Regions from separate parts of the Homo sapiens genome. Here region 2 is linked to region 1. The links are chromatin loops, found by intact Hi-C in ENCODE. Cell type or tissue: heart right ventricle. All regions are shown on one strand. Links, peaks and the distances in the headings refer to the core of each region. The heading gives the core; the rest is flanking DNA.

What was found. Hi-C counts contacts between places; a loop is a spot of excess contacts. Peaks named below come from ENCODE experiments on the same cell type or tissue, not always from the same donor. Only the 100,000 strongest peaks of a DNase experiment are listed, where the experiment ranks them.
Region 2: it touches region 1 in a loop (4-fold over the local background); 16 of 110 quality-filtered maps call a loop at or near these places.

The regions. Positions count from the first base shown.
Region 1 is chr12:19,174,476-19,191,219 of GRCh38, reverse strand. The region is part of intron 3 of PLEKHA5 (pleckstrin homology domain containing A5); the gene reads right to left. It also overlaps the pseudogene RN7SL459P. Among named protein-coding and RNA genes, the nearest start is that of PLEKHA5, 53 kb to the right of the region's middle. In heart right ventricle, for the core only: CTCF peaks have their summits at 7,573 and 9,010 (motif pointing left); no DNase peak of the experiment used is centred there; H3K27ac peaks cover 2,408 bases.
Region 2 is chr12:19,033,216-19,049,959 of GRCh38, reverse strand. It overlaps LOC107984527 (a long non-coding RNA gene), which reads right to left and starts at 13,131. Exons shown (of 2, transcript XR_001749033.1): 1 at 12,860-13,131. RefSeq lists a silencer at 12,831-13,125. In heart right ventricle, for the core only: no CTCF peak of the experiment used is centred there; no DNase peak of the experiment used is centred there.

The DNA.
Region 1 (16,744 bases), core at 6,605-9,104:
TGACCCATTAGTAGATAATGAAATGCAGTTAACAGGATGTTTGCTACCAGTACTTTAAAATAACAAAACAGAAGAGAAGGTATAGGTGGTAAAGGGAAGAAAGTATTTTCATTTTAGTATTATATAAAGTGGACAGTGGGTCATCCAATAATATTTATTTCTTATTGCGAGTCATGGTCAAAAAAAATTAAAATAAATGACATAAAATACCAAATATGTTTACATCATAGGAAACTAATTAGTCACCACACTCGTCCAGTTAGCTGCCAGCTCATGTTCCTTTTCCAACTTCTCTTTTGCATGCCCTTTAAATAGCTAGGCTTCACTGCTCATTTTGTTTTCACACTGATATTTTTAAATTCCTGTGAAAATTGGCTCTGGCTCAGTTGCTTTTTTCCTAATCTCAGTTCTGCTTATCTTGAGAGGGCTGAGAATAGGAAAGTCTCTTCTCCTTTGGGACAACCCATTTAAAACACACCTAATAGTTGTCTCACAAGAGTAAGGCAAGCAAAAAGAGGAAGATCAGATAGGGAACTTGCAATAACACTGAGATAACTGAAATTTCTGGCTAAATGAATCATCTTCAGTTCTCCAACATGCTAGAAATGATTAGATATGCTGGGCTTTCAAGGTTAATTTTTAAGTCTAGAATGTCCAAGCAATAACTATATTTCCTACTAAGACTTTTAGATTGTTATCACTCATGCGCAGCATGTAAAGCTCTCTGATTTCATGATGAGGGCCACACATGTAGTACACATCTTGAATGCAATCAGTTATCTCTCAGCCTTCTCTCTTGCAGCACCTGGCACAGTGCTTTGCATTAACCTGAATAAATGAGTATTTTTTAAAAGAAATTATTTGGGGAATTGAAAGACCAAAAAAGGAAATATTTATCCAACTGATAATTCATTTACTTGTTTGCAATGCTTCAAGAGAAAGGCATTATTATCCATAAGGAAGTTTTCCTAGCTTTAAACCAGTATTTCTATCCCTGAAAATATAATTACCAGTAAATATAACAAAATATTTCCTAAAACTTTTTAACAAGATAAAGGAGGATTTCAAGATTGGGTTTTTTCTTTCAAAAGGTGAAGTGAAGCTGACACTAAGAGTAAGAGTTCAAAGAGTAAGACTCAGCTGAATAATAACTTTTAAAATATACGACACAAGGAGGAAATGAAGAAGCGCACGTTGTAAGCAGATTTTAACAATTAATAAAGAAACAAATTAATGTCTTTGGAAAAGCACAGAAAAGCAAGTAACCAAATTCCACTAGAATGAGATCAAGAATAGAAAGTGGGGGCATTAAATCACAAAAGCTCTAATGAAAGGAAAATTCTGGCTGTTCTCAAAAGAGCCCTTTTCTAAGCAACATTCTCATTTTTATTAGTTTTTCAGAAAGGAGTTATTTATGTCAATAAAATTTTAGCAGTTATGTCACCCTAGTCCTTATCATTGGTCTACACAAGACTTGAGAGCAGTCTGTTTAATGGTCTGAATAGCATGAATATGTTGATATGAGTCAAATTTATTTTCCTAACCCATTCCTGAGTTGCAGACTGGTATACCAAACTTCCTGCCTGAAATTTCCATTGGCTTTCCCACAACCATCTCAAACTTAACCTACCAAAAACGAATCTCTTGTTGATCTCCCACCTTCAATCCACAACTCCTCCCTGACCCCCTGCCCTTTCCCCCAAAAGAACAAATATTTTTTCCCATTTCTAAGCATGAACTCTCCACTCAGCTGCATGAATCACAGGGCTGCAATTTATTCCTCTCTTCTAACCCAAGAAATCCTATGTAGTCTATCTGCAAAATCTCCACTTCAAATGGTCTACCTTCCTCCATCTCTGCTGACACTTTCTTCATCTATTTACCATCTTTCTTCATTTAGACAAACGCAATAGCTTCTTAACTATTCTCCTTGTTTCTACTCTAATTCTCACATCATTTAATTCTCCAAAAACTGCCAAGACTTCAATGAAGCTACTTGGTCCTGCACAGTGTGGCCCCGGTCCCCCTCACCAGCCATGGCTAGGGGACCCCATCTTGCTTGCCTAGTTCCAGGCACACTGGGTTCTTTTAGACCCTGTGAGTGTCTTCAGCCTAGAAGATTCTTCTCTGGTAAACTAAATATATGTCCAGTCTCAGGTTCAACCCATTTAAACACACTTTATTGACCTGTGTAAAAACTTGACTAATGTCTATCTTTGCTCTATGTTGACAGCTGCAAGAATTCAGGGACAGTGCCTGTTTTATTCATCACTGTAACCCCAAAAGTTACCAGAGGTCTTGGTGTATAATAAAAGCTCAGTAAACATTGGTCATTGAAAGGCTTTCTTTTACATCGAATCCCATTTACCATTAAGTATATATAATGCCTTTACACATAAATTATAAATGCAAACAGACAATGACAAGGTAAAATAAAAAATGAATTTAATTTGAAAAAGGAATAGAATCTAAATCAACATAATATGTATTATAAATCTGTTCTTTTGTCTTTAGGGATTACAAGTTTATTAATACAGTACTTTCATAAGTTGAATCTGCAAAATAAGACCTTAAAGGTAAACAAGCATCATGGTCTGATACAGTTATTCCGTTGAAATATTTACTCTAAGTTGGCCATTGCCAGAAGCATCAATAAAATTTCAGAACCAGAAACATCATTTCTAATCTAATATGATTGAAATCTTTATATGAAAGACAGATTAATGAAATTTTAATGTTTTAAATTCTTATCTTCCTATATTTTTCTTTCTCATACATTCATTACACTAGAAGTATAATTTTTGTCTTTTCAAAGTGAAAATAACATGCTGATCTGAAAACAGATTTTATTTATGAAAAAAATGTATTAAGGTAGGATGAAAGAAAGAGGAGGGAAATAACAATTTTGGGGGAAGGTAGGAGCAGAGAGGATTGGTAACTTTAAATTGCCTCTCTAATTCTACTTCAAAGTCCTTATGTCCTTAATGTTAAAGTAAAATTCTAGTCTGGACACTTCTTTACACTCAACTCTATTTGTACCTGCTCTTGACAACCTAGTAATGTTCAAACCTGCATATGTGTGAAGTGGCCACACTTTCCTTACCACCCAATTGACTTCATTTTTTTCTATTTTTCATAATGACCTTGATGAGAATGGCAATGTTCTGACAGGTGGCAGACCAAAAATGGTTTTCATTGCTTGAAGAAAAAAACACAAATATGTAAGTAATTTGTCAAAGAATCTTAGCAAACAAGTAGTCGTTTCTGTGAAGCTTGGTCAGCCACCACTTACTAGGCACTCTATCAGAAGAAATGTTTCTCACCCAACTGGGAAAGAAACATAAATTGAAACAGATCACATTTAAAAAATATTAAAATGGTCTAGTTTCATTTTCATAAAAATATGTTCTTGTATGTTACCTTTATGGGTTCTACACCTCAGTAAGGTAGAGACACTCATTCATCTCAATTACCATTCTTTTCCTACTTCTCTAAGTGTTCCATTTAAAATCATCAGATAGGAATACAGAACTTATCTATATTCTGGTCCCCTTCCACACTAAAAAGATCTGACTTTTATATCCAGTAGGATATTGCAGAAATGGCAAAACTTGACCTCTGAGCTAGGTCACTGAAGCCCTTGTGGCTTCTCTTTGCTTTCTCTTGCATCACTAACTAGGGGTAAAGCCAAGCACCATGACTGACGAACTGAAGCCACCTGCTAACAACCTGGATCAACCTGGAAACAGTTCCTCTAGCCCCAGACAAGCCTGCATCTTAACTGTAATTAAGACTAACATCTTAACTATAATCTCCTAAGAGAACCTGAGCCAGAACCACCCAGCTAAGTCACTTACATAATTCCTGACTCACAGAAACTGAGATATTAAATACTTACTGTTGACTAAGACACAATATTTCCTCAGTTTTCATTCACCATGTGTACTACCAATTAAGTTCAGTGTATCTAGAAATTTTAGATTTAGATAGGAAAACACTTTGCAATCCAAACCTGGAGTGCAAAAAGTCAGATCTAGACATAGCAAAAGCGGGCTTTTGGAACTTCATTTGTAAGACCTCACATATGTTAACTTGTTTCTAATGGCCAGAATGCTACTAGACAAGGCACTTTAGAGTACTGATAAAGACATTCATATAGAAGATGCTCATTACATGCTTGATACATCAGTGAACCAATAAATGCAGGTGGAATAAAAGAAACTATAATGCCATAGGTGGTTAGAGTCATAGGACACACATCTTTGTAATTACTTATTTACAACATCTCTTTCAACCACCAGAGGGCAGAAACAGCATATTGTTATTCCTCGACCTTCTGATTTAACAAAGCATTTAGAAGGAATAAAATATAAATTCTGCCCAAAGAGAAAGGAATGTTTCTTAATAAATAGGAAGCTATTAAATTCTGCATACAATGCCCAAAAAAGCTTATAGATGAAAGCTCAGTTAGAATATAGGACTTCAAGGGGTGGATACGAACCATAAATGGTATTCTAAAAAAGGAAGAAAGCAAAAAACAAGAGGTTGAGAGCTTTGGGTCAGTTTCAAAAAAACATGACCAGAGGGAATGTAGACTGGACTCAATTTCAATCTAAACTTTTTACTCTTACTCCATTTCTTCTAGCTACTAATTAGAAAGTAGTTGGCATTATTCTATAGAAGAAAGTAAATTTGGTATACTAAATTCGAGCTTATTTTCAGTTATTCACGTTATTACCATCCAACTTTCTTGTTCTATTTCATCAAAACGAACATCATTGTGAACCTGCCAGGAGCTACATCTACTGCCAAGTGCAGTGACCAGAAAGAAACAATCACCCTCACTGTGGCCAACCTAACTTAGAACTATTATCTGACTGCAGATGTGACAATGTCCTTTGATATTTTATTATATATCAAGTACTTCCCAACTGCTCTGTTATTTTTAATGGTACCACCCATCAAACAGTTTATTGAATTATATTTCTATATATCGTCATTTTCTACTGAACTGAAAGCTTACTCCTAACAAAATTAGCACAGCCATTTTCCTTTTTTCTTCAAGTTACCTAACTAAGCTAGAGCCAGGGACAACTAGCCTTATTATTAGTATTTTATGGGACCTCTGGCAAATTACGTTGTATCTATGGGTTTATGGTCTGAGTCCTAAGACATGTATGTGGTTGGCAAGTATATTTATAAGCCTAGAGAGACAGATAACAAATGAAATGCAATCCAAATATTTCACAAAGGATATTCTTATGAAAGAGACTGAAGAAGATAAATGTGTTAATTCTTGATTAATCCAAAAGGCATTAATAAAAATATCCCATCCCCTCAACTACAATAAATAACAAGATTTTATATGTATGTGTGTGTTATTAATTAGTTAATGGCTATCCTTGGAACAACTTGATCTTCATTACTTTTTGTTTCATTGGGCCCCTACAGATATGGAGACTCCCGAATCATTTGCATTCTTTAAGATATGTTAAGTACACAGGCATTCTTCATGGGAATGGGACTCTTCCAGCCTCAAATAACAGAAAATCCAATTCAAATTAGCTTAAACAAAAGGAGGGAATGTATTGGTTCAATTAATTTAAAAGTTCAGGAGTAGATTCAGGAATGGCTAGATCCAGAGACTCAACTAATATGATAAAGTGTGTATCTATCTGTCTCCGTTCTTTACCTCCTACTCTTCTCTCTCCTCCTCCCAGGCCATCCCTACCCCTCCTCTCTCTGTCTTTCTCTCTGTTATTGCCCCATGAGGACAGCTCTAGGCTGACATCTTTACAGCTTCAAATCCAACATAAGACATTCTCGTTCTCCAGAGCTTAAGGAAAGTCCCAGGATCTAGTATTACTGGTCCAGCTTACATAATGTGCACACCCTGGTCAATGACAGGATCAGGAGGTATGGAACAAATACTGACCAGACCTGAGTATAATAACAAGTACTGAATAAGGAGTTTTTCTCCAAGGTAAATGTGAGTTAGATTCTCAGAAGAAACAGAGGATGGACAGGGCACAAAAGAAATGTACGCCATCTCTGTATCACAGTTTCAAAGAGGTCCATTAATCTCCTCTCCAAAGTGAAGAACCAATGTTAAAAGAAAAAAAAAAAAGGTATAGAGAAGAAGTACATTTCTAAAATGTCGATTTAAATCTAACCCTGCACTATATTGCTCACAAGTAACTGATACCTTAATCAAATACAGTGCCTTACTCTGCTTCCTCAACTTGTAAGCACTGCATTTGCCTCCACCGACTATATAACAATCACTTCTTGAAGTACTGTTTTGTCTTCTGACTGTGGCTTCCAGGACCTGCATTAGCGGAGTTCTACCTCTCTGATTTTTATAGGTATTCCCCAGTGTCCTCTCCTCTTTTTCTATCTTATCACTTCTATTCAAGTAACTCTCAAATATTCATTTCCAGGCTAAAAATTCTTTGAAAAATTCCATTCCCGCATTTTTAAAAACCAAATGTAGATCTCAAAACCTATAGCCACACCCAAAATATTCAAAACAAACATCACTTATTCTCTTCAACAAAATTAGCCTTTCCTACCTCTCAATCTATCTGTGAAATGATCTGATCATTCAGACATTCTGTCTTCCATGAAGACTTCCTTCCCCTCTCTCTTCACAAGACAGGGGTATGCTTTCACAGCACCCTACTCACCGGCACAGTACTTATCCCATTTCATTGTGATGACTAGCTTACTTACTGAGCTCTTACACGAGAATATAAACTCACTAGCAAGGGCATAGCTGTATCTCACATGTACATCCTACATCCAAGTACAAATAGCCAGTACATAAAAAGTCCCCAGCAAATGTTTAATGAGAAAGGGGCAGAGGGATTCATTTTTATTAAAGATCTGTCAGCCATAAAACCAGATTTTTGGGGGTTTACTATTCAAATAGACTATGGCTTGATAAATAAGGTCTAGGCAACAAGACTGCTACCAAAATTTATACAGCAAAAAGTCAGGGAATAGAATGAAAATTTAAAAATCACTACTTTCTTCTTATCTTTTTCATAGCCATTCCCCGAGGATTTTTAAAATTACTTTTAAAATAATAATAATAGATATTAAACACTAGGAAACTTTGTTCCTCCAAAGGACTAAAAACAACAGTCCATCCATAGGCACCAGACGTGGTTTCTGTAGAGGCCTTAACAAATTTTTCCTTATAAGACCAGGCACAGTGGCTCATGCCTGTAATCCCAGCACTTTGGGAGGCTAAGGCAGGTGGATAATCTGAGGTCAGGAGTTCGAGACCAGCCTGGCCAACATGGTGAAACCCTGTCTCTACAAAAAAACACAAAAATTAGCTGGGCGTGGTGGTGCACACCTGTAGTCCCACCTACTCGGGAGGCTGAGGCAGGAGAATCGTTTGAACCTGGCAGGCAGAGGGTGCGGTGAGCCAAGATCACGCCACTGTGCTCCAGCCTGGGCAATAGAGCAAGACTCCATCTCAAAAAATAAAAAAAGAAAGAAAATAAAAAAATTTTCCCTTGTAAGTATCAAGCAATCCAGCTGCTGTTCCTTGAAACACCAAGAGATGGCCTTTTGGGGCAGAGCAGACTGAGAACAACTAACTCAATCATTGAAACCCAAACCACTTGCTTCTCAGTGACATGCCTCTTAACATTAAAGTGTCGTTACAATCTGAATTTTGGTTTGAGAAATTCATTATTATCGGTTTCTGTGACACTAAACATACTACTTAATATTCTACATTTTCTCACCTGTAAAATGATAATACTAATAATTATCCCACAGGGTTGTTGATAATAAGTGAACATGTAGGAAAAGTACCTAAAGCACATTTGGTGCTCATGAAAGAGAATATGATAACAGTGGCTCTCTGGCACTCAGAGGAAACTAAGGTTTGCTGGCTTCACTAAGCTGACACCTCTTTCCAGAGTCAGCTGATAATGATAACAGCTTTCTTTAATCTATACAAGGGAGATACTATTTATACTCATCTATCTATCTATGTAAAATACAATAATATTTCCTTTTCATGACTCCTTAAGTTGTATATAATTTTAAACAAACTTGCACATTGAATTCATCCTTGCTGTTTCCCCCACTCTCCTTTTAATCTCCTTTAAGTTAACCATGTTTTGGTGTTTATTTTCACTAGTGGTTTTTAAACTTTAATTAGCAACAGCTCTGTTTCATTGCTCTTCAGAAATTTAACTTTCAAAAAACATAAACTTGTTTTGTTCATCTGTGACGAAATGACAACAGCTTTGTTTTGTGGGACGTTTAAACATTATTCTCTTTGATTTTCTTCTTAAGACTGTTCACACTGACACCAAATAGTTGCAGTCTGTGTTGTTTTAGTACATTACACATAACCTTAGAAACCTTATCCTATTCAGTCTGGCATTTGACAGCAAATAAGAAAGTTAAATATGCTGTATTTCTAATATTATACTTGTTGGGTTCAGTACTTATACTTATTTTTGTTTATTTCTAAGCAGCAGACAAAATGTTTCTGGTATTTTATTTCTTCTCCATTACTTCTGTATAATTCTGACGGCAATAATGCAAGGCAACATTAATTCAATGTAAAGCAGGCACTAGAAATATGGTAAGGGAGAAGAGGAGGGTCTAGTCAATGCTACTTCGTCTTGCTATTGTTAGAGTACTCAAATTAAAAGTACATTTCAACTTCCATTATTAACTATAAGCAAAATTACAAATAACATGGACATTTTCCTAAAACCACCTTGGTTCCATTAAATTTTGTCATTCATTTTAAAGTTCCCATATACAACACCTTTGCAAGAAACTGAAGCTTTTCCTTTAGGAAAGGATTGATGGAAAGGATTAATCTATGAGAATACAGCACAATCAAAACATCAAAAATGCCAAAACTGTCTCACTGGCAATAATAAAAGAAAGAAAGAAATCGCTTGGATGCGAAAAAACAATCTGCTTCACAGCTCAAATTCTAGAAATGTAAAGAAAAAGTGCCCTCATCTGGCCAAACAAAAAACTTAAAATTTTAGGAGCATGTGTTAACTCTTGCTCAAGACTAATTTTCTGGGCTTTAATTGGTATATAAATAAGTCTTAAAAAGTAAAAATAAATAATAACCCAACAACATAAATTTTTGCTGCCTTTAAAAAACATAACTGTTTGCTGCTAAAAATAACTACTGAAACCATAAGATAGAAAGCAAATTATGTAATATATAATCTCTTGAGAGCAAGGACTATGTAGCAGTAATCATCTTTGAGCTCACCCAGATCTAGACACATAATCCTCAGTTTTATTTCTGATGAAGCTAATGAATGTAGTCGAATTGCAGTTGAATACAAATTGTCCCAATCAGCAAAAACATCCTTGACATTACCCATTACCTTACCTTAGTTGTCTTAGATTAATAATTTGTTCTCTAAGGGGCTTTTTTTGAGTCAGAGTCTCACTCTGTTTGTTACCCAGGCTGAAGTGCAGTGGCGCGATCTCGGCTCACTGTAACCTCTGCCTCCCAGGTTCAAGCACTTCTCGAGTCTCAGCCTCCCGAGCAGCTGGGATTACAGGCGCCTGCAACCACACCCGGCTAATTTTTTGTATTTTTAGTAGAGACGGGGTTTCACCATGTTGGCCAGGCTGGTCTCAAACTCCTGACCTCAAGTGATCCACCCGCCTAGGCCTCCCAAATTGCTGAGATTACAGGCGTTAGCCACCATGCCCAGCCCTAAAGGGCTTTTTAAAATATCAAAATAACCAATACAGCCACATTAATGTTTTTTCAGCATCACCTTTTACTATATTGAGTTAGTGGTATAGTAAGACTTCAAAATCTTTATTTCAATGCTATACAATTATTGTGCTTTATTCAACAAGAGATTTCAAAAACTTTAAAAGATAACACATTTTAGGTACTGTTGTTCTACTTCATTTAATCACATTATTTTCCTTTAATAATCTTATCTTAGTGCTAAATTTAAGTTCCTTTACAATCTAAGCAGAATTCAATTCTAATTCATACCAGTACTGGTCTGTGGCTATCCAATGTGCTATAGTCTTCCATTTCGTTATACCTAGTTCAGGTCATCTCAAGTAAATAGTGAAATATTACTATAGAGTTCTTTTTAATCTGATATTTTCCATTATATTAGAGAATCAAAATTGATTTTTTTTTTTTTTTACAATTTCAACTATCTGCCTATCCATGTGAAACATATAAAACTTTAGAATGGTGGTTCTGAATGCTGACTGTGCACTGTGGAGTTCTTTAAAAACAGATCCCCAGGCTCCACACCAGAGGTGTCTGACTTGGGTCTCGGGTGAGCTTAGGCTTGAAGCTGTGGCTGATGTTTTTTAGGAGCCGTAGGTGCATATAAAGCACAGTCTCAGGAATCGGCTTTGGAATACAGTTTAAAAAAAAAAAAACACTATATTTTTCAAAGATATATATTTTTTAAATATTTATATTACTTCTATAACAAACAATTCAGTTTTAAAAACTCATATGACCAACATATTTTAAATCACCATTGTATTGCATGGGTCTTTAGAAATATAATTGCAACAATCACTGTCAATTTTTTTGGCCAAATAATTAGTCATCATATTGGTGAATTTCTAAAATATGCTTGCAGATGTAAAATTATTTGTGCATCAAAAATAATAACAAGGTGCCTTTTAAATACCATTAATCCACAGTATCTGACAAAATTGTTCCCTATCTGCTTATTGCCAATTTAGAACTTCCTGGATTCAACCACAAGGCAAATCCCCCTACATTTTTATTATTTTTCTGTGTGAAGTACCCCAGATTTCATATGCCTCAGCCCTGAGGATGACTCCCCTCATGGGTTAAATAGAGGGGTTTTCTGCTGGGCCTGCAAAACAGTCTTGAGAATGAAAATACCCTTGATTACTGTCAAATGACCTAGTCTTTCAGAGTAAAAATTTAAATCCCAACAGTGATTTAAAGTCTATATTCAGCTGTTAATCCCTTTATAGACTCAAAGAGCAGACACGCACAATAAACCTCTAAGCTGACAGTTTGAGATTTGCTTACTACCGCTGGCATTTCCGTGCTCTAAAAAATAATCACCAGCATACTGCACCTTGATACAAGGTACAAAAACTAAGTATCATTAATCATGTGTGTGTTTTGAGAGCAGCCTGAAAGACTTTTGTTTACAAGTCTTTTCATATAAATTTATCCTGTTAGCCAGGCGTGGTGGTGCATGGCACATGCCTGTAGTCCTAGATACTCAGGAAGCTGAGACAGGAGGATATCTTGAGTCTAGGAGTTGAAGTCCGGCCTGGGAAATATAGCGAGACCCTTTCTCTTTAAAAAATATTTTTCTAATTTTTTTTCAGTGTCTCTAATTTTTAGCTAAAAAAGGTTATTATTGTGTGTCTTTACAAATGAGAGGCTAACTTTCAGCTACTTAATTAACTCACCTGTAATTACTGCAATAAACCCACCTCTCCCCCATATACCAGGGAAAAATTTACGCTCTAAACATTTATATTTAACTAACACTTCACTGTTTTAGTTTTTTCTTTTTTGAGACGGAGTTTATCTCCTGTTGCCCAGGCTGGAGTCCAACGGTGCAGTCTTGGCTCACCGCAGCCTCTGCCTCCCGGGTTCAAGCGATTCTCCTGCCTCAGCCTCCCGAGTAGCTGAGATTACAGGTATGTGCCACCACGCCAGGCTAATTTTGTTATTTGTTAGTAAAGACGGGCTTTCGCTCCATGTTGGTAAGGCTGGTCTCAAACTCCTGACCTCAGGTGATCTGCCTGCCTCAGCCTCCCAAAGTGCTGGGATTACAGGTGTGAGCCACCACGCCCGGCCAACACTTCATTCTTTTGTTCAATTGTTTTTTCAGGTTCCCCTCCAGTCCTTAGCCTTATGCATAAATTCATAAAACTGAGATCACAGTGTGACACAACTGTTTCTTCTGTTTCAATATAAATAATACATACTGTTAAACAGAGGCCCTAACAACAACCTATGGGATCAAAAATGGAATAATAAAAAGAGCATTAAACAATTGTTATATAAAGCAGCCAATTTCACATTTTAAAAAACTGCAACTGAAAAACTTATTTCCCAGTGCAAAGGAATTAAATGTCTCGCATAAAAACATAATGTAATCATGTATGACTCAGGAATTTCTGAAAGAGGTAATGTGCATCTGCAATGAAAATAAAACAAATGCAGAATCTCTCCTCCTTTACCCTAAGCACTTGGTTTCTAATCCCAAGTAGAATAAACCAACTAGGACATACATGATTTCTAGGTTTCAACAAATTAGACTGATATATCCAACAGCACTCCACCAGCCACTATAAATATTTCTACTTCTACTACTTTGTGTTTTGAGAGTTGTTTGTTTTTTATTTTTGTTGTTGTTTTAAAGAAATCAATCCACAGACATCACTGCATATTAGCCCACAACTCCTCTGTAGAGATTAAGGAAACTAACGCCCAGTAAGGCAGACTAAGGACACAATAAAAGCAATGAAGTCATGAGCCGAATCTCAGTTTTGCCATTTTCTGCCCAGGACAGATCTCTATCAACCAGAAAAATCCTGGATCTCTCACTAGAAAGAGGTAAGCAGGTTCTCAAAAGCTACGGAGTATTATCATTCTACATTTTCCCAACACTGTCATATTTTAACTTATTTCATTTTATCAATGTTATTACTTCAATCATGAAAACTAAGGATAAAATTAACTACCTACTTGGAAAACTGCACGCTCCACTTCGTGTAGCTGCAATGCTGCACCTGTCTCTCTAACTTGTGACTTCTTTTATTTTCTACAAAATTATGCTGGCATAATCCCTGAATATGCTACTGTCTTTAATGATGGGATCAGTTTGATGTTTCAGCGATGTCTCCTGCATTTACCTAGGGAATAATGAATTCTGAACAAAATATAATGTACAAGAGAAAAATCAAACCAATTTCTGTGTTGTACTCATTTATAAATATGTGGCTTGCTACCAGTGAATGCATCCTCAGTTTTTTTCACGTCACAGCACACAAAGGAAATGACAATACTTGGGCAGCACACTGGAATAATAGACCAAGGAGATTTCTGAAACGTGGGTGGGGGTGAGTGCTCAATGGTTCCAGAAACCTAATCACAGCACACCAGGAGCCGTGGAAGTTGTGTGCAGGAGTATGAAGATGATGACACTAACATCACAGCCTTAACTGCCATAAGGAACAGTATGCTCAATTTCAAAGCTAGAGTTTACATTTCCACAGTGAACTCACAGAGCTATCCAATTAGTCACACAGAAGCTGATCATCAGCACTGGCTACATCACAGAAAAGTAATCATGGCAGAAAATATTCCTACCACTAGAAAGCCAAATCAAGTATTTTTGAGTAGGGAAATCACCTCTTACTGATCCGTAGAATTAAAAATGCACCTATAAATTATAACTTATTGAAGTAAATAAATACATAGCACAGGCCTGATTATCCTCAACTATAAACTGGAAATGGGGCATAAAGGAAACCACTACTTGGGCATGCCATAGTTCAAACAGGCTCCAGGTCAACTCTTGGTGTGCTTTAAAATTATTATGATCATTTGAGCAACATTACCAAAAGAAGAGCACAAAACTTCTTCCCGAAGGACAACACGGCACTGTGGGTGTATTAGATGTGTTGCAGTGGGAACTGATCCAAAGGCTTTGACCCTTTCAAAATGAAACTCGTCTGCATAACAACTGCTTAGCCTCCCTCATCCTTAGTTTCCCTATCTATCAAATGAAATATCATCTTCCTTATATGTTCTGTTATGAGGATTACAGATAATACATGAAATCTGGTTTCTACCACGTGTCTGGTAGTCATATGCACTCAAAAAGAATAATTGTAATCACTAGTACTATTTTGTACTGTATTTTTAACACATCATTAATTATCACATCTCTATGTTCAATATTTTTAAAAGCTACATAAATAACAATGTATCGTATTCTTGGAAACTGATAAGAGACATTTTAGGTGTTCTTACCACAAAAACAAAAGATAAATATGTGGGCCCTGCGTGGTGGCTCACACCTGTAATTCCAGTACTTTGGGAGGCCAAGATGGGTAGATCACGAGGTCAGGAGATCAAGACCATCCTGGCCAACATGGTGAAACCCTGTCTCCACTAAAAATACAAAAATTAGCTGGGTGTGGTGGTGCGTGCCTGTAATCCCAGCTACTCAGGAGGCCGAGGCGGGAGAGAGACTCGCTTGAACCAGGGAGTCAGAGGTTCCAGTGAGCCAAGATCGTGCCACTCCACTCCAGCCTGGCGACAGAGTGAGACTCTGTCTCAAAAGAAAAAAAGATAAATATGTGAGGTAATGCATATGCTAATGAGATTGATCTGGCCATTCCACAGTGTATACATATTTCAAAACATTATGTAGCATATGATATATATATTATTTGTCAATTTAAGTAAATACAGAAAGTTAAAAAAAATGCCTTATGTCTCAAAATAAGAAGGTGATTTCCTCTTCAGTTTTCTTTCCTATACCTAAGCTTCTATCAAGGAAAACACTTCAGTTTGGTACAAGACTTAATACCTTTACAACACTTGCTAATCTCTGTTAATGAAGAGAAAGGCAGGCATGGTGGCTCACGCCTATAGTCCCAGCTACTTAGGAAGCTGAAGCTGGAGGACTGCTTGAGTCCAAAAGTTCCGGGCTGCAGCATGCTATGCTGATAGCGTGTCCGTACTAAGTTCAGCATCAATATGCTGAACTCCTGGGAGCGGGAGACCACCAGATTGCTTAAGGAGTGGTGAACTGGCCCAGACTGGAAACAGAGCAGGTCAAAACTCCTGTGCTGATCTGATCACTAGAGGGATTGTGCCCGCGAACAGCACTACACTCCAGCCTCGGCATATAATAAGGCTCCATCTTAAAAAAAAAAAAAATTACTTATCTACTTTATTTATTTTAAATAATAGAGACAGAGGGAGGGAGGAAGACAGAGGGAGGGAGGAAGGTGGGGGGGGGACAGAGAGAGAGAGAGAGAGTGTCTGGAGAACTCCCTCCAAAGCTATACAACATTGTATCTTGTTATCTCATGGTTTAATAAAATAAGTCAATTGTTAGACATTTGTGTTATATTCACTTCTCACTATTTTGAAGGTTATTTAATTTTTTTTAACATCTAGACCCAGAAACAGAATTACAGAATTCAAAAGGGATTACCTTCTGGCTTTTAATACGTATTTCTTAGGCAAACCTATCTTCCTGAATGAATACTGAGGTGTGGGGTACAACCCGGGCAGAATCCTATTGATTGTGAAACTTTGTTGGTTGACTCCCAATATACTTTAATTGTATCTTGGTACTAAATATGTTTGTTTAAGAGAATTTAAATTATAAAGAAATCAAGAACAAACTTTTCAAAATTATTTCAAAATAAGGGAAAGATTTCTTCAGTCACAGTTACTAAGCAAAAGAGTTTCAACAATGTTATGTACACTTTACTGTTTCAAATTTTCTTAACAAAGCTAACACATGTGTATAGTGCACATATAAATTTTTTTCCCACAACCTACAAAGGATTTAAAGTGTAAAAGAAAATCTCTTCCACTGCATCCACATCAAAACCCAATAAAACCTGGAAGTAATTATTGCTAACATTTTCTTTTGTGTCCTACCAGAATTTTTATATAGAAAAGCATAAATAAAAACTTTATTAGTATATAACATGCTTTAAAACTTGCTTTTTTTCTCTTAATATCAGATGTTAGCACATACAAATCTATTGCTACATATATTCTACTGTTCCATAATTTATAAAACTGAAAAAAGTCTGGTTAATTTCTATTTTTGCTATTTTGTATGTGTTGGGTGTATAAACAACATTTCAATGGCCATCCTTAAAAACAATATGCAAGTTCAACTCAATATCAATACTGTACTATTAAATTTGCAGGATAAATCTCCAGGTATAGAACTGATGAATGAGCATTTTATATTTGACTATTTTCACAGTTTACACTCGATCAGTAGTAAAAGAGAGTTAACTATTTCCCTCTGCCTTCACTAACATAGGGATATTCCCACATTGAAATCTTTGCCAATTTGATACAGGAATAAGATACCTCATTCCAGCTGTCTTCTAAAAAATTGGCCATTTATGTTTCTTTTTGTCTGACTTTCACTGTTCCCATTTTTTATTCACATTTCTTATTAGCTTGATCATTATTTTCTTAATGGGAATCAACTATGTTAAAATGCTACATATGCAAATAAAATTTCTCTCACTACAAAACAATTTTGAAGACTGGCTGTAGTTTCCCTGTGTTGTATGAACTGCTTGTTTAGATTCTTGAACTTATTCATCTAAATCCAACAGAGATGACTGCATGGAGATTTATGTTTACATACATAAATCTATTGTACAGATAAAAATACAACCAAGTGGCCCTCTAGTATGGAAGAGGCTAACAAAGACACAGCATCATGTAAATAATAAAAGGCTTAGGGTAAATCTAATTCTGGTCTCGGCTCTGCTACAATAAGCTGAATAACCTAGGTGTCACCTTAGCCCTCAAAGTATCAGCTCATCGGTCAGTAAAATGAAAAAGTTGGGCAGAACGGTCCCTACGCCTGCTTCCAAGTGTAAATCCCACGCCTCTAAGAGCTCGCAATGTTTTTCTTAGAGCATGAAACACCTATAGGACAAAATGAAATAACTGGTTATTATGAAGTAAAAAACA
Region 2 (16,744 bases), core at 1,328-3,827, 140 kb after region 1:
TGAGGAGCTGTCGTTTTAAATTTTGAAATAAAAATTAAAAAAGAAAAAATTGGGTACTGAGCTTAATACCTGAGTGATGTAATCATATGTACAACAAACCTCCGTGACATGTGTTTATCTATGTAACAAACCTTCACATGTACCCTCATACCTAAAATAGAAATTTTAAAAAAGAAAAAACTTAAAAATAAAATGAAGAAAAAAATCTGGGTTCAGTACCCAGTCTAGGATCACATGCTGTACTTAGTTGTCATATTTCTTTAGTCTCATTTTATCTGGACTAATTCTTCAATCTGCAGTAGTTGCTCATGTCCTTGACATTTTAAAAGAATACAGGCCAGTTATTTTGTAGAATGCTTCTCAGTTTGGGTTTCATGATGTTTCCTTATGATTAGATTTGGGTTATGCATTTTTGGCTGGAATACTGTAATACAAAAGTGATATTGCTTACTTCTCAGTGCATTGTATCATGAGACACACGAATTTGATTTGTCTTAATACTGGTGATGTTAACTTTGATTACTCAGTGAAAGTGTTCTGCATTGCAAAGTTTCTATTTTTCTCCTTTTAATTAGCAAGTATTTTCTGGGGAGATAGTATACTGTAGGACTATGTAGATCTCTGATTCACCCACTAGTTTAAGTATCGTTGACGACTTTTGCCAAAGTTGATTATCAGATTTGTGACATAAAAGCTTTTTTTCTTTTCTTTCTTTCTTTTTTTTTTTTTTGAGACAGAATCTTACTCTGTCACCTGGGCTGGAGTGCAGTGGCACAAACATGACTCACTGCAGCCTTGACTTCCTGAGTTCAAGCAACACTCTCACCTCAGCCTCCCAAGTAGCTGGGACCACAGGCATGCACTACTACACCCGAGTAATTAAAAAAAAAATTTTTTTATTTTGTAGATACAGAGTCTCACTGTGTTGCCCAGGCTCTTCCTGTATTTTCTATATTAGTATGAATTCATGCATTTGTATTTTTTTTAATGGGCTTTCATTTAATATAATTATTTTCCTGCTGAATTTTTTCCAGATTTGGACACATAAGACATTTTCAAATTGGCTCCTGTGGTTTTTTTTTGACATTCTTATCATTTTTGAACCAATTCCTTACTTTCTGCCATAATAAGATATGGTTCATCTTATACTTTCTGGGTCCCAGGCTGGAATTAGTCATTTCTCCAAAGAGCACTGGTTCTTTTCAATGAAAATTGTAGTTAGAAGTCAAAATCTGGGCACGTTTTCATTGCTTTTGGGAGGTGATTACTTCTAGGATTTCTCAGAATACAGTGCTGAGAAATATGTATGTATGCACACATATGCACACCTATACCCTTAATCTATTTCTTTACCTCTCTCCCTCTTTTAAAATATATACACTAAATGTCATATGTTAAATATCTAACTACAGCTCATTTTCTTTAGAATGAAAGTATAGTGTCAAAATGCCGTGTTAAAAAGTTGTAAGTAGATCTCGGAGATATTGCATGTTTGGTTCCAGAACCACCACAATAAAATGAATATCGCAATACAGTGAGTCTTATAAAGTTTTTGTTTTCCCAGTGCATATAAAAGTTACGTGTACACTATACTGTAGTCTATTAAATGTGTAATAACATTGTGTCCAAAAAAACCCAATGTACGTATTTTCATTAAAAAACACTTTATTGGTCGAGCACGGTGGCTCATACCTGTAATCCCAATACTTTGGGAGGCCGAGGTGGGTGGATCACTTGAGGTCAGGAGTTTGAGACCAGCCTGGCCAATATGGTGAAACCCCATTTCTATTAAAAATACAAAAATTAACTAGCTGTGGTGGCATGCACTTGTAATCCCAGCTACTTGGGAGGCCGAGGCAGGAGAATCGCTGGAGCTGGGAGGCGGAGCTTGCAGTGAGCCGATTGTGCTACTGCACTGCAGCCTTGGTGACACAGCAAGACTCCGTCTCAGAAAACAAAAACCAAACAAACAAAAAAACAAAAAAGCTTTATTGCTAAAAAATGCTGGCAGTCATCCGAACCTTCAGCAAGTCATAGTCTTTTTGTTGGATGAGGGTCTTGCCTCAACGTTGATAGCTGCTGACTGATCAGGGTGGTGGTTGCTGAAGATTGGAATGGCTTTGGCAATATCTTAAAACAGGACAACAATGAAGTTTGCCACACTGATTGACTGTTTTTTTTTCATGAAAGGAAAATACTCTGCTGCTGCTTTATCAGCTAAGTTCATGCAATCTTCTAAACCTTTTATTGTCATTTCAATAATGTTCACATATCTTCACCAGGAGTAGATTCATCTCTAGAAATCCCTTTCTTTGCTCATCCATAAGAAGCAACTCCTCATCCATTCAAGTTTTATCATGAAATTGCAATAATACAGTCACATCTCAGGCTCCACTTCTAATTCTAGTTCTCTTGCTATTTCCACCACATCTGTAGTTACTTCCTCCACTTGTCTTGAATACCTCGAACTCATCTATGAGGACTGTAATAAACTTCTTCTAAACTCCTTTTAATGTTGATTTTTTTGACTTTGTTCCTTGCATCACGAATGTTGTTAATGGCATCCTAGAATGATGAATCATTTCCAAAATGCTTTCAATTTACTTTGTTCACATCCATTAGAGGAATCACTAACTATGGCAGCTATGGGCTTATGACACATATTTCTTTCTTTTTTAAAAAAATTTCCAACTTTTATTTTAAGTTCAGGGGTACATGTGCAGGATGTGCAGGTTTGTTACATAGGTAAACCTGTGCCATGGTGGTTTGCTGCACAAATTATCCCATTACCTAGGTATTAAGCCCAGCATCCAGTAGCTATTCTTCCTGATGCTCTCCCTTCTCTTGCTACCCTCAGACAGGTCCCAGTATGTGTTGTTTCCCCCATGTGTCCATGTGTTCTCATCATTCAGCTCCTACTTACAAGTGAGAACCTAAGGTATTTGATTTTCTGTTCCTGCGCTAGTTTGTTAAGGATAATGGCTTCCAGCTCCATCCATGTTCCTTCAAAGGACATGACCTCGTTCCTTTGTATGGCTGCATAGGGACTCCATGGTGTATATGTACCACATTTCCTTTATCCACTCTATCATTGATGGGTGTTTAGGTTGATTCATGTCTTTGCTATTGTGAATAGTGCTGCAATGAATAAAGACATGCATGTGCCTTTATAATAGAATAATTTATATTATTTTGGGTATATATTCAGTAACAGGATTGCTGGGTCAAATGGTATTTCTGCCTCCAGGTTTTTGAGAAATTGCCATACTGTCTTCCACAATGGTTGAACTAATTTACACTCCCATCAACAGTGAACAGTATAAATGCATTCCTATTTCTCCACAACCTCGCCAGCATCTGTGTTTTTATTATTTTTTTTTTTTTTGGTTTGTTAGTAATAGCCATTCTGACTGGTGTGAGATGGTATCTCATTGTGGTTTTGATTTTCATTCCTCTAATGATCAGTGATATTGAGCTTTTTCTCACGACATATATTTCTTGAATTAAAAAACTTGGAAGTCACAATGAATTCTTGATCCATGAACTGCAGAATGGATGTTGGGTGAGCCAGCATGAAAACATTAATCTTCATGTATGTCTCCATGAGAGCTCTTGGGTAACCAGGTGTATTGTCAATGAGCAGTAATATTTTGAAAGAAGACTCTTCCTGAGCAGTAGGTCTCAACAGTGGACTTAAATATTCAGTAAACCATGCTGTACACAGATGTGCTGTCATCCAGACTTTGTTGTTCCATTTATAAGAGTAATTCTTAAGGATTTCCAGAATGATAAATGAACATTGGCTGCAACTTAAAGTCATCAGCTGCTTTATCTCCTAACAAGAGTCAGCCTGTCTTTTGAAGCTTTGAAGCCAGGCATTGACATCCCTCTATCTATGAAAGTCCTAGATGGTATCTTCTTCCAACAGAAGGCTGTTTCATCTACACTGAAAAATCTGTTGTTGAGTGTAGCCCCCTTCATCAATGATCTTAGCCAGATCTTCTGGATAACTTGCTGTAGTTTCTCCATCAGCACTTTCTGGTTTACATTGTACTACTATGTTATGAAGATGGCTTCTTTTTTTTAAACTCTTAAGCCAACATCTGCTAGCTTCAAACTTTCCTTCTGCAGCTGCCTCACTTCTCTCAGCCTTCCTGGGATTGAAGAGAGTCGGGGACTGGCCCTGGATTAGGCTTTAGCTTAAGGGAATGTTTCGGCTGATTTGATCTTCTCTCCAAACCACTAAAACTTTCTCTATCTCAATAAGGCTGCTTTGTTTTCTTATCATTCATGTGTTCACTGGAGTAGTACTTTTAATTTTCTTCAAGAATTTTTCCTTTGCATTCCCAGCTTGGCTAGCTGTTTGCACAAGAGGCCAAGCATTTGACCTGTCTCAGCTTTTGACAGGCCTTCCTCACTAAGCTTAACCATTTCTAGCTTTTGATTTAAAGAGAGAGACATGGGACTCTTCCTTTCATTTGAGCACTTGGAGGCCATAGCAAGGTTATTACTTGCCCTAGCTTCAATATTGTCCTGTCTCAGGGAGTAGGGAGGCCTGAGGAGATGGAGAAAGACAGGGAACGGCTGATCAGTGGAGCAGTGAAAACACACACGACATTTATTGATTAAGTTCACTGTATTATATGGGCATAGCTCATGGTGCCCCAAAACCACTACAGTAGTTACATCAAAGGTTACTGATCACAGATCAACACAGATATAATAACACTGAAGAATTCTGAAATATTGCAGGAGTTACTGAAGTGTGCTACAGGAACATAAAGTGAGTACATGTTGTTGGGAAAATGGTGCTGGATAGACTTGCTTGAGTCAGGGTTGCCACAAACCTTCTGTTTGTAAAGAACACAGTATCTGGAAGTGCAATAAAGGGAAGCACAATAAAGTGAAGTACGCCTGTACTTGAATTGCCCTTTCCTGCCCCTACGCCCTCCTGCGTGTTTATGTTATTCTTTTGAAATATAACAAGGTTCATTTGTTTTAGTTTGCACTCCCTCTTAGGAATAAAATGTATTCGTTGTTATTTTATAAATATTAAAACATGAACATGGTAATTGTCCAAGTGATAAAAATGATAGGGAAGTATCACTTCTCCCAAGTTTTCCATCTTCTTTCTATCTCAGGAGTATGTTTTTTTAAGGTTTAAATCTGACTGTGCTCCCCTTTGTTTAAAACGCTGTTATCACTTGTCCCAAATCCTGGAAGTGTCTGTATGATGTGACCTGCCTGATTTCTAGCTTTGTCCTGTGCTGTGCCCCTCCTTGCTCATTGTGCATACAAACGTTCTTTTAGTTCTTCGAATGATGCTACTCCTTGCTTTCTTATGACCTTCTCACATACTACACCCTCTACCTGCAATACCTGTTTCCTCCTCTTATTAACTGTGTTAACAGCAATTCACACTTTAGGCCCAAATTAAATGCCATTTTCTCAAGGAAACCTTCTCTGTCCTTGTCTCTTCTTGCCCAGTGAAAAATACAGTAGATTAGATCTCCCTGTTATTTTATCCTCACAATGTTTCCTGCGTAGCACAGATCACAGTTTGCCATTATAATGCTTATTTGTTTGATTACTTTTTTTTTTTTTTTTGAGACAGAGTCTTGCTCTGTTACCCAGGCTGGAGTGCAGTGGTGAGATCTTGGCTCACTGCAACCTCTGCCTCCCAGGTTCAAGCAACTCTCCTGCCTCAGCCTCCTGAGTAGCTGGGATTACAGGCATGCGCCACCATGCCCGGCTAATTTTTGTATTTTTTGTAGAGATGGGGTAGATGGGGCTTCATCATGTTGGCCATGGCTGGTCTCGAACTCCTGACCTCAAGCGATCCTCCTGCCTCAGCCTCCCAAAGTGCTGGGATTACAGGCATGAGCCACTGTGCCTGGCCTGTTTAATTACTTGAATCATGGCTATCTGGTCCACCATGCTGTAGGGTCCATGTACAGCAAATATTTGTTGAATTAATAAATGAGGAGTAGAAAAAACTGTGAAGTTTCATATGTTTATTGTGGCACTATTCACAATAGCAAAGACTTGGAACCAATCCAAATGTCCAACAATGATAGACTGGATTAAGAAAATGTGGCACATATACACCATGGAATACTATGCAGCCACAAAAAATGATGAGTTCACGTCCTTTGTAAGGACATGGATGAAATTGGAAATCATCATTCTCAGTAAACTATCGCAAGGACGAAAAACCAAACACCGCATGTTCTCACTCATAGGTGGGAATTGAACAATGAGAACACGTGGACACAGGAAGGGGAACATCACACACGGGGGACTGTTGTGGGGTGGAGGGAAGGGGGAGGGATAGCATTAGGAGATATACCTAATGCTAAATGACGAGTTAATGGGTGCAGCACACCAGCATGGCACATGTATACATATGTAACAAACCTGCACATTGTGCACATGTACCTTAAAACTTAAAGTATAATAATAATAATAATAAAAAAAGAAAAAACTGTGAAGTTTAAGTTAGTATGTAGTTTCAGAAAATAGATGACTTCTTATTTGTAGATATTTGAACTGATTCACAGATACTTTAGTTTTGTTCACAAATTTGTATTTATTTGTCCCATCGTAGTTGTACGAAATCTCTGTGGCCTTGCATACTCCACAATGGAAAGTTGAGGTCTGATTGGCACATTCTAAACCATACCTTTTACATAACAAAATTAGAGGAAAAAGAGATACTTAAGAACAGAGGGGCAGGTAAGTGAAATAATTACGGTATTTTCTTATTGCTAAGTATAGGAAGCAGACAGAACAAAGTGAGAAGAAAGCTATTGACATAACACACATCAGCTATTTTGCTATATGACTGAAATGCCTTTTCATTGTTTTTTCCATGTTTTCCAATATGTTTGCAAATATGCTTATAGATTTTGTTTTTGTTTTTGCTTTTTTTTTAGGTGGAGTTTCTCCCTTGTTACCTGGACTAGAGTGCAATGGCACAATTTCGGCTCACTGCAATCTCCGCCTCCTGGGTCCAAGCGATTCTCCTGCCTCAGCCTCCTGAGTAGCTGGGATTACAGGCACCCACCACCACTCCAGGCTAATTTTTTTGTATTTTTAGTAGAGATGGGGTTTCACTCTGTTGGCCAGGCTGGTCTTGAACTCCTGACCTCAAGTGATCTGCCCGCCTTGGCTGCCCAAAATGCTGTGATTACAGGTGTGAGCCACCATGCCAGGCCTTTATAGATGTTAAGACAGAATAAATGCCTTTAATTTATATGATTAATATGTATGATTTAATCCATGATAAATCAAAGCAACCGTTCCATTTTAAAAGATCAAGTTAGGTTAAGTGCAGAAGAATTTGACTGAGAAGCTATGGGAGCTTAAAGATTCATGGCCCTTCTTTCCATGGCTCATTCCAAAGTCCTGGGAAGCACCCTAGCAAGATGTTCACACAACCATCTAATTTTGTAAAATTTGCAAACTTTGAGCTGCAATTGGTTAAGATTGCTGCTTCGCTCAGACTTTCCCTCCTCATGCTTACCCTGGTGTCTGGCATTTGGGGGATGGAGTTGGCAGTCACTTCTGTGTGTAATGAGGCATTTCTTCGAAAGAATCACTTCTAGAAAACTTCTGCTGTTCACCTGGCATTGTGACACATAGGGGCAAGACCAAAAATCATGTTGTGATATGAGTGTGTCCCAAAGCACCCAGCCCTGAGGTATGCGCACAGTAGAAAAGAAGAAATGATTTAAAAAGATGAAGCGAGAACTAGTCTGTGGAAAATTCTTCTAATCTTCAGAAATGTGGAATTAGAAGCAGAGAATTCCCTTATCATTACTTAAGCAAAATGGCTATTCTTTCCTCTCAGGAATATACTTAATAATGCAGATTGTACAGAGGTAAATACACTATATTTTTTCTGTTGTTGGATGAGAATCATGCAAGATAAAATTTATCTAATTCCTGTGTTCATACTTTATAAACTCTAGGAGTTTTACAAATAGCGATCATGTCTCTTGGCATACTGCAGAGTACTTCCCAATATGTCAGATCACTTACAGTGTCTGACATATTGTGTCCTTATAAAGTTGAGCAGTTATTAGCCAGGTGCAGTGGCTTAAGCCTCTCATTCCAGTTACTCAGGAGGCTGAGGCTGGAGGATCACTTCAGCCCAGTAGTTGCTAGCCTGGGCAACCTCGAGAGACCCTGTCTCAACAATAAAATAAAAAATAATATAAAATAAAGATGAGTGGCTCTAGATGAAACAGCACACAAAACTGCTAACAACGCAGCAATACACTGAAAATAAGTGCTCAAGTGACATAATTCTTACAAACACCCATCAACTTAGTCAATATATGTAGTATTGGAGTAGTTTGATTATACATTTAGGTAGCTCAATATAATATGGCAATAATTTAAAACTGTATTTGAATTCCTCTTGTGTTACACTTAATTTTGTATGGTTTTCCAGTGTATGAAGCCAAAAAATAGGGAAAACGCATCTATTAGAGAGGTTTATTGGGCAATTAATAAAATATTATGCTATTTTTCTGTCTTAAGTGATGCTTAATGTATGTATTGTTTTTTTAATTGTATTTTGTTGCAATTTATTTTCTGTTTCCAAACATATATTCATTTTTGTTTCTAATTTTTGATATGTAAATTTTTGTTGTTTTTCTTAAAGGGTACCTCTTCAAGATGGACCACTTCAGGCCCCATAAAACTTGACTCCCTGTGGTTAGATAAATTAAAAATGTTTCTGTCCTGTGAAAGCTGGGTATAGTGAGCCACCTTTTCCAAAGTACTCAGACAAAGAAATGGTTTTTCTGTTAATTATCAAGATAATTAAACACACACACACATGCACACACACACACACACACACACACACACACACTGCCCTTCCTCAGCTTTGTTCTCCAATATTTACCAGATAATTCTATCCGTTTTGTGTGTGAGTTCAGCTTCCATTTATGTTGTGTATGTTTGAATTATAAATGAACAGAAATTGAACTATAACAAAAAGGAAGAACTTTTAACCACCCCATCCTTCCATGATGGGTCTTCTGAAATTTCCTTTGCCAAAGGTAGGCAGCATCCTCCAGAAGAGAAGTCGGAGCTTTAAGCCAGCTCAGAAAAACAGGGAGATGGAGCAGGATCGAGGACTCAAACAGAATAAGTGAACGTTGGGAGAATCCTACATTATAGAAATAGATAACTCTCAGTATTGGTTTTAAAAATATGGCTAGATAACACCATGCCTGTAGGATACAAAAGGCAAATACATAGCTAGAGCTTATCAGATGCCTAGGAATAACCCATTGAATACACAAAAGCAAAAAAAAAAAAAATCACTGACTTTAGTTTGAGAAATTATAAGAGCCAGAGGCTTAAACATCTATGTAAAATAAACAAAGGAAATAAAAAGAATAGAAGACAAAAGATCAACTGAATGGAGGGCATATCATTAGGTGGGAAGCTCTCTTGAAATTATTTGAAAAGAACAATTAATTCTCTCCTGACAAATGTGCCATGGGAAGCCAAGGCCTCTGGTACTGCTCCTGTTTTTCTCTAGCCTCAGATTTTGGTCTCCCTGCCACGACGCTCATATATCTAGTGAGCAGAAACATTGTTCTTCCATAATTCCCACAGAGGCTTTGCGACTGGATCTCTTTGAGGCTACTACCTACCTCTCCTTTTGGGGCTTATTTATTTCTGCTTAGGTACAGCTGGGAGTTGCAATTTCCAACCGGCAGCTCAAGTGTCTAAAGCTCTTTGATGTTTTCATCATTGCAGAAAAATTAAACTAATCCACAGATTATGAAATACATGCTAGAAGAGCACTTGAGAGAAAAGATAAAGAAAAATCCCCAAATTGAGAACAGAGTACAAAGTGCTAAAGTACTCAAGTGTTGTTGAGAACTCCAAAACAGCATAAAAGTCTACCAAATACAAACTCCTGAAACTTCATCATTCTCTCTTACACATATTTTTACTATCCTTTGGAACTTAAAAAAAATACGATTGTTTAGCATTTTTGACAGCCACCAAGCGAACAGAATAAAATGTAAAATTCAATTTCAAAAAATTGATAATTCTGAGCTGCATTAAGAAAGAAAGTATTTTAGCAAAACATCCCAAAGTCTCTGCTCTACAAGTTACCTCCTCTGGAGAGCTGTAATAATATGACCTGTTCTGCTGAGTGTCATGTGATGCTTGTTTTGAAAATATTTTGCATTTCTTAGATGAAGGGCACGCTTTAACACTTCAGATTACAATAACACGGCGTTACATTTCAGCTACTTCAATTCACATCAGTCTCACAATTTGGCAGAAACATTTTTCATCCAATCTGCATTTGTTCTGGTCACCCTGAGAATTCTATTTTTAGAAAAAGGTCTTTAAAAAGGAAGCACAAACACAGAGTTTTAAAAGATATTATCTTGAAACCTATTCATGTTTTTCAGATTTCTGTCCTATGAGATGCTAGTTAATTTTTACGGAGGGTCCTATCTTGCCTGAACTGGAAAAGCAAAAAGGGAAACAAAAGAAAAAGCAATATAGAACAGTAAACTCAGGGAAATCTTTTCTCTTCTAACTCTTTCAGGAGTAGAGAAAAAGTAAGGGTGGAGAATTATTTGTAGGATTATATTTCATATTTTGATTTAAATTTTACAAGGCCTGTTTATAGAGAAAGAAAAAAAAGACCCTGACTACCCTGAAATGCTTATTAAATCTAACAGCATACCTGCTACAGATTAAATGCCAGTAGCTCCTTGACTCATAACACTTTTGACATCCCAATATCTCTCTGCACCGAAGTATATCACTTTTATTGCAGTAAATCAGAAAAACATGGGAGTTTGACACACAGGTTGGTTAAAAGCAAACAAACCTAAACAATTAAACATTTTTTGAGAAAAAACTTTGAGCTTGCAAAGCTTACGACACTTGTCATAAAACACAACCCTGATTCTTTGATAACTGCGTGCATCACTGCTTAAAGAGCACTGGAATGGTACTTTCAGTGGAATTTTTAAAAAAGAAATCTTACCTTGTGATCTCAAAAGAGTAAGAAAGCTCTCTTTTGCTAAAGGGAAGTTCTTCTAGACAGATACTTCACCATAGTGAGGTATTTATTGTAGCTCATTTTTATGAATCCAGCAGCCTCAGCTCAGAGGCATTTTTGGAGAGGCTAGAAGAGGGTCCAGTTAAGGACTCGGACCTGAGGCAGAGGGGAGACTGGTGAGGGAATCAACAGCTGAAGGTGCAGCAGCTAGTGGAAAGGAGCTTTATTTGGGAAGACACTGTTCTCCTGGGAGGCCAATCAGGCTTATAGTGAACGACTGTGGAATTTAGAGGCTTGTGAATGTGGGCAGGCATCAAGGCAGGTTTCAGAAAAAGGCTCCAGTCCTGTGTCGTAAATGGAGGGCAAAAGGGAACCCTGAAACTGTAGCCAGAACTTGGCCCTGGACGATAGTGCTGCAGTGGGCAAATCTGTGGTCTAGCGGCCTGGGACATGCCAGGCAGAGGACATCAAACTTAGAGCAGGAAGATTGATTTCACACTCTGCCGCCTGGTACATCTGAGCCAAGCCTAGTTCTATATAGAACCTGCTCAGGCTAGATTCATCTCTGGAGCTTCAGCTGTTGGTGTCAGGGCCTGCAACTGGGAAACTGGAAGAAGTTTCCGATAAGTCCACTTGTTTCGTCTCTCCCAAGCCACTTCTGTATTATTCTGATCTATTTTTCACCAAGAAGTCAGAGAGGTCCTTCAAAATGTGCCTCATCATTTGACCCCAAACCTGTTCAAATTCTGTCAATGTATTCCTTAGGACATTAGGCTAACACCAAACCTTAACGTGGCCTACCAATCTCAGTATGATTGAGCTTTCCTAATTCATCTGGCCACTCTCCCTATTAATTTCTGCCCTTCAGCCATAGTGGCCTTTTCCCAGCTGTTTAGTGCCCATGCTCCAGCTTTACACTGTCTACTCTGCCTGAATTTCTTTTCCCCACTCATTTGCTGAAGAAGAAACTTGTCCTGCAGCTCTCAAGCCAAAAGTCACTTCCTTATGGAAGTGGAGACTGGGTGAAGTAAGATTTCTTTCATTTTCAAAGCAGTTATCACAACAGTGATCAAATAATTAAGTGTATAATTAGTTGCTCAATGTTTGTCTCCCCTGCTAAGACTGAAAGCTCTGCTAGACTAAGACCACTTTGATGTTCCATTCCACTGTACACTCAGTGCCTACCGATTAAAGACCTTTTGCAAAGTAGGTGCTTAGAAAATAGTTACTGAATAATTGAGTGCATGAAATAAGGGATGAGCATCTCACTATCACATCTTAAATCACAATGGGATCCTTTCTGCACATTTGCAAGGCTGGCCCACTGTAAGGATCAGTCTTGGCCAAGCATTCTATCACATGACATTACAACAAAGAGTGTAGCTTAACAACAAAATAAACCATATCGATGGCTTGCTTCATTTACTAAATTTATTTTTCCCAAATTCTTTTCTTAGAGTTGGACTAAAATTGTTTTTTAGAGAATGAAGGAGAGAGAACAAAAGAGGCAACAAAATACCTCATCAGTCTTCAGGAATGGATAAATCAAATTGAAACCAGCCCAATTCCCACAGAGCTGATATTTTTGGATTTTTTGAATAAACATAGAAATTGGTCCTCCAGGTCTTAAAACATGAAACTTACATTTGTCTTATCTGAGTTCCATCCTCAGGAAACCAACCCTCAGGCAAGGGACTGAAACGTACCAAAACACTACACCCAGACAATGAGATGCCCGACCTCCCATTAGTCAGGATTGCCTCCTTTCCCCTTCCTAATTCCTGTTTTCCAGCACGTACTTACATTCCTCCTCCTGATACATAAAGCCCTCAATTTCAGTTGGTAGGGGAGACAGATTTGAGACTGATCTCCTATTTTCCTGGGCTGACATCGCATGAATAAAAAGGCTTCTTTCCTGGCAATCCTCCTCTCACTGATTGGCTTTCTGTGTGGCATAGCAACGACCTCACCCCTGGTGTTTGGGTAACAAAATGAACACTGTGTTGGTGGCTTTTTCCATGTTCAATCATGAGCTGCTAAGTTTAAAGTAGCTTTCCACAAAATCGCATCAGTCAACAAACTGTTACTCTCATCAACCTAGAAGCTTTGGAATGTTATAAGAGGCCCTTATCTCACCTCCCTGTGGTAATATTGGAGTTGAAGTGCAGCAGCTGACATTGTACCAGTCCACAAATGGAAAAGGAAAATGTGTGCAGGGTTTCCTGACAACTCTGCTCAAACACTGTCAAAAACTACTGCATGTGATGTAGGAGTTGCAAATAGCTATCAATTCAAACTCTAAAATATCTCTTGAATCTGTTCTCTCTTCCTACTTCTGTTCATATCCCTACTTTCACTACCTTGATTTGGACCCTTTGTCATTCCTTGTCTGGGCTATTTTTTTTTTTAAGACAGAGTTTCGCGTTGTTGCCCAGGCTGGAGTGCAGGGGCACAATCTTGGCTCGCTGCAACCTCCACCTCCCGGGTTCAAGTGATTCTCCTGCCTCAGCCTCCCAAGCAGCTAGGATTACAGGTGCGTGCCACCATGCCCAGCTCATTTTTGTATTTTTAGTAGAGATAGGGTTTCACCATATTGGCCAGGCTGGTCTTGAACTCCTGACCTTGTGATCCACTCTCCTCTGCCTCCCAAAGCGCTGGGATTATAGGCATGAGCCACCATGCCCTTCCTGTATGGGCTATTTTTAACAGTTGTATGTTTTTTCTACCTTTTACGTTTTCTTTCTCTAATCTTTTCCCCACCTTGCAGCCAGAATTAGCTTTCTAAAATATAAGTACAGTCATTTAATTTTCTTAAAAAATTTCTATGACTCTTGTTTACATGAGTGATTTTAAAACTTAAAAATAACAACTAAGCTCTTCTTCCAAGTTGAAAATCTAAAAGAGATACATAAGAGAGAAGAAGTGCAGTGAGGTGGAGTGGTGGGGGCGGTGTGCAGAAACTTGACCTTTTGACCCACCCTGTGCTTCCATTAGGGCACTTTTGGGAACCTAAAAGTCTATTGAATGAAAAATAGCTGGCCTCATAAAAGCCAGTCTCTTTGGACAAACATCCATGAGTCTTCATAATCTGACCACACTTCATTCTTCCAACATAACCTCTCACTAGGGGTTACATAATCCACCCACTCATAATTCTCCAGTACTCCCATACTCCATGTGTTTTCATTCATTTCTACTTGGCATATTCTGTTAGTGCTGCTTGGAAAGGTCATACTCTGTTGGACAATTTCGGACTTAGTTTGATTAAAATCCCTTCTGGAAGTCTTTTCAGACTTCCCCAATCAGAACTGGTCTCTCTCCACCACTCAACTTTGGCTCTGTACTTAACCCCATCACAGCACTTAGCACATTGTATTGTCTGTCTTCCTACTTGATGTCAGAAAATATTTTAATTCATCTTGATAAAAGTAGTGTCTTCCTAACACAATGCCTGGCTTATAGTTATGCATTTGCTGAATGCAAGTTGATTTTATCAGGCTTTCTCAGGAAATAAAATTCCTAGGGATGGATTCAATATAACTTTTTCCTCACCACCATGTCCTTCCCTATCACAAAACATACCTACACACTTAAGATACTGTTTTTCTTTTCTCCCTGATTTTAAGTGTGATATTATGATTTACAATAAGAAGTATATACTAGGTCTTTGTAGTTTCCTGGCACACAGCTCCTATGAGTCTTGGAATTTGAGAAGTGGTTGGTGTCTTTTGTGTGCTAATGAGATGATTGGTGGCTGGGGCTCCTGGAAAGTGTCCAGTGGGGGCTTGTTGCCAGGGTGAACCAACCACGTGATTACAAGGTTGAAACTTTTAGCCCCACCTCCTGACCTAAGGGAGGTGAGAAGAACTGGAGATTGATTCAATAAGCAATGGCCAATGATTTAATTAACGATGCCCAGTGAATCCTCCCCTAAACCTCAAAAGGAGAAGGTCTGGGGAGCTTCCAACATAAAAGTGCTGAAAGGGTGGCACATCTATTGGGGGCATGGAAGTTCCACATCCCTTCCCACATACCTGAGCCTATGCATCTCTTCTATTTGGCTTCCTGAGTTGGATCCTTTTTATAATAAATGGGTAACAGTAAGTAAAGTGCTTTCCTGAGTTCTGTGAGCCGCCATAGCAAATAATCAAATCTGAGGAAGGGGTCGTGGGAACCTCTGATTTACAGCCAGTTGGTCAAATTACAGGTGATAACCTGAAGTATCAAGTGGTAGTGTGGGGCAGTCTTGTGGGAGTGAGCCCTTAAAACTGTGGATCTCCAGGTAGATTGTGACAGAAGCTAAATTGTAGGACACCAGTTGGGTCTGCAGAGAGTTGGAGAATTGCTTGGAAAATCCCACTCGTCTGTTGTCAGAAGTGAAGACATTTGAATACAATTATTATGTATCAATTTTAAAAAGACACCCTTTCTGAAAAGAAATAGATGTTTTAGAAGATGATGTAGTTTGGCTTTGTGTCCCCACCCAAATCTCATCTCGAACTGTAATCGCCACGTGTTGAGGGAGGAACCTGGTGGGAGGTGATTGGATCATGGGGTGGTTTTCCCCATGCTGTTCTCATGATAGCAAGTGAGTTTTCATGAGATCTGATGGTTTAAAGTGTTTGGCAGCTTCCCCTTCCCCCTGCTGCCATGTAAGATGTGCTTGCTTCCCCTTTGCCTTCCACCATGATTGTAAGTTTCCGGAGGCCTCCTCAGCCATGTGGAAGTGTGAGTCAATTAAACCTCTTTTCTTTATAATTTACCCAGTCTCAAGTAGGTCTTTATAGCAGTGTAAAAATGGACTCATACAGAAAATTGGTACTGAGAGAAGTGGGGCACTGCTATAAAGATATCTGAAAATGTGGAAGTGACTTCGGAACTGGGTAATGAGCAGAGGTTGGAACAGTTTGGAGGGCTCAGAAGATGACAGGAAGATGTAGGATAGTTTGGAACTTCCTAGAGACTTGTTGAATGGTTTTGACCAAAATTCTGATAGTGATATGGACAATGAAGTCCAGGCTGAGGTGGTCTCAGATGTTGTATTAGTCCATTTTTTGCACTGCTATAAAGAAATACCCAAGACTGGGTGATTTATAAAGAAAAGAGGTTTAATTGACTCACAGTTCCCCATGGTTGGGGAGGCCTCAGGAAACTTACAATCACGGGAGAAGCAAAAGCAGACATGTCTCACATGGTGGCAGGTGAGAGAAGTGAAGTGCAAGCAGAAGAAAAACTGCCACTTTTAAAACCATCAGATCTTGTGAGACTCACTCACTATCACAAGAACAGCATGAGGGAAACTGCCCCCACAATCCAATAACATTCCATTAGGTTTCTCCCTTGACACATGCAGATTACAATTCAAGATGAGATTTGGGTGAGGACCAAGAGCCAAATCATATCAGATGGAGATGAGGAATTTATTGGAACTGGAGCAAAGGTTACTTTTGCTATGCTTTATCAAAGAGACTAGTGGCATTTTGCCCCTGCGTTAGAGATCTGTGGAACTTTGAACTTGAGAGAGATGATTTAGGGTATCTGGTAGAATAAATTTCTAAACAGCAGAGATTCAAGATGTGACCTGGCTGTTCCTAAAAGCGTTAAATCATATGTGTTCACAAGGAGATGTTCTGGAATTAGAACTTATGTTTAAAAGGGAAGCAGAGCATAAAAGTTTGGAAAATTTGC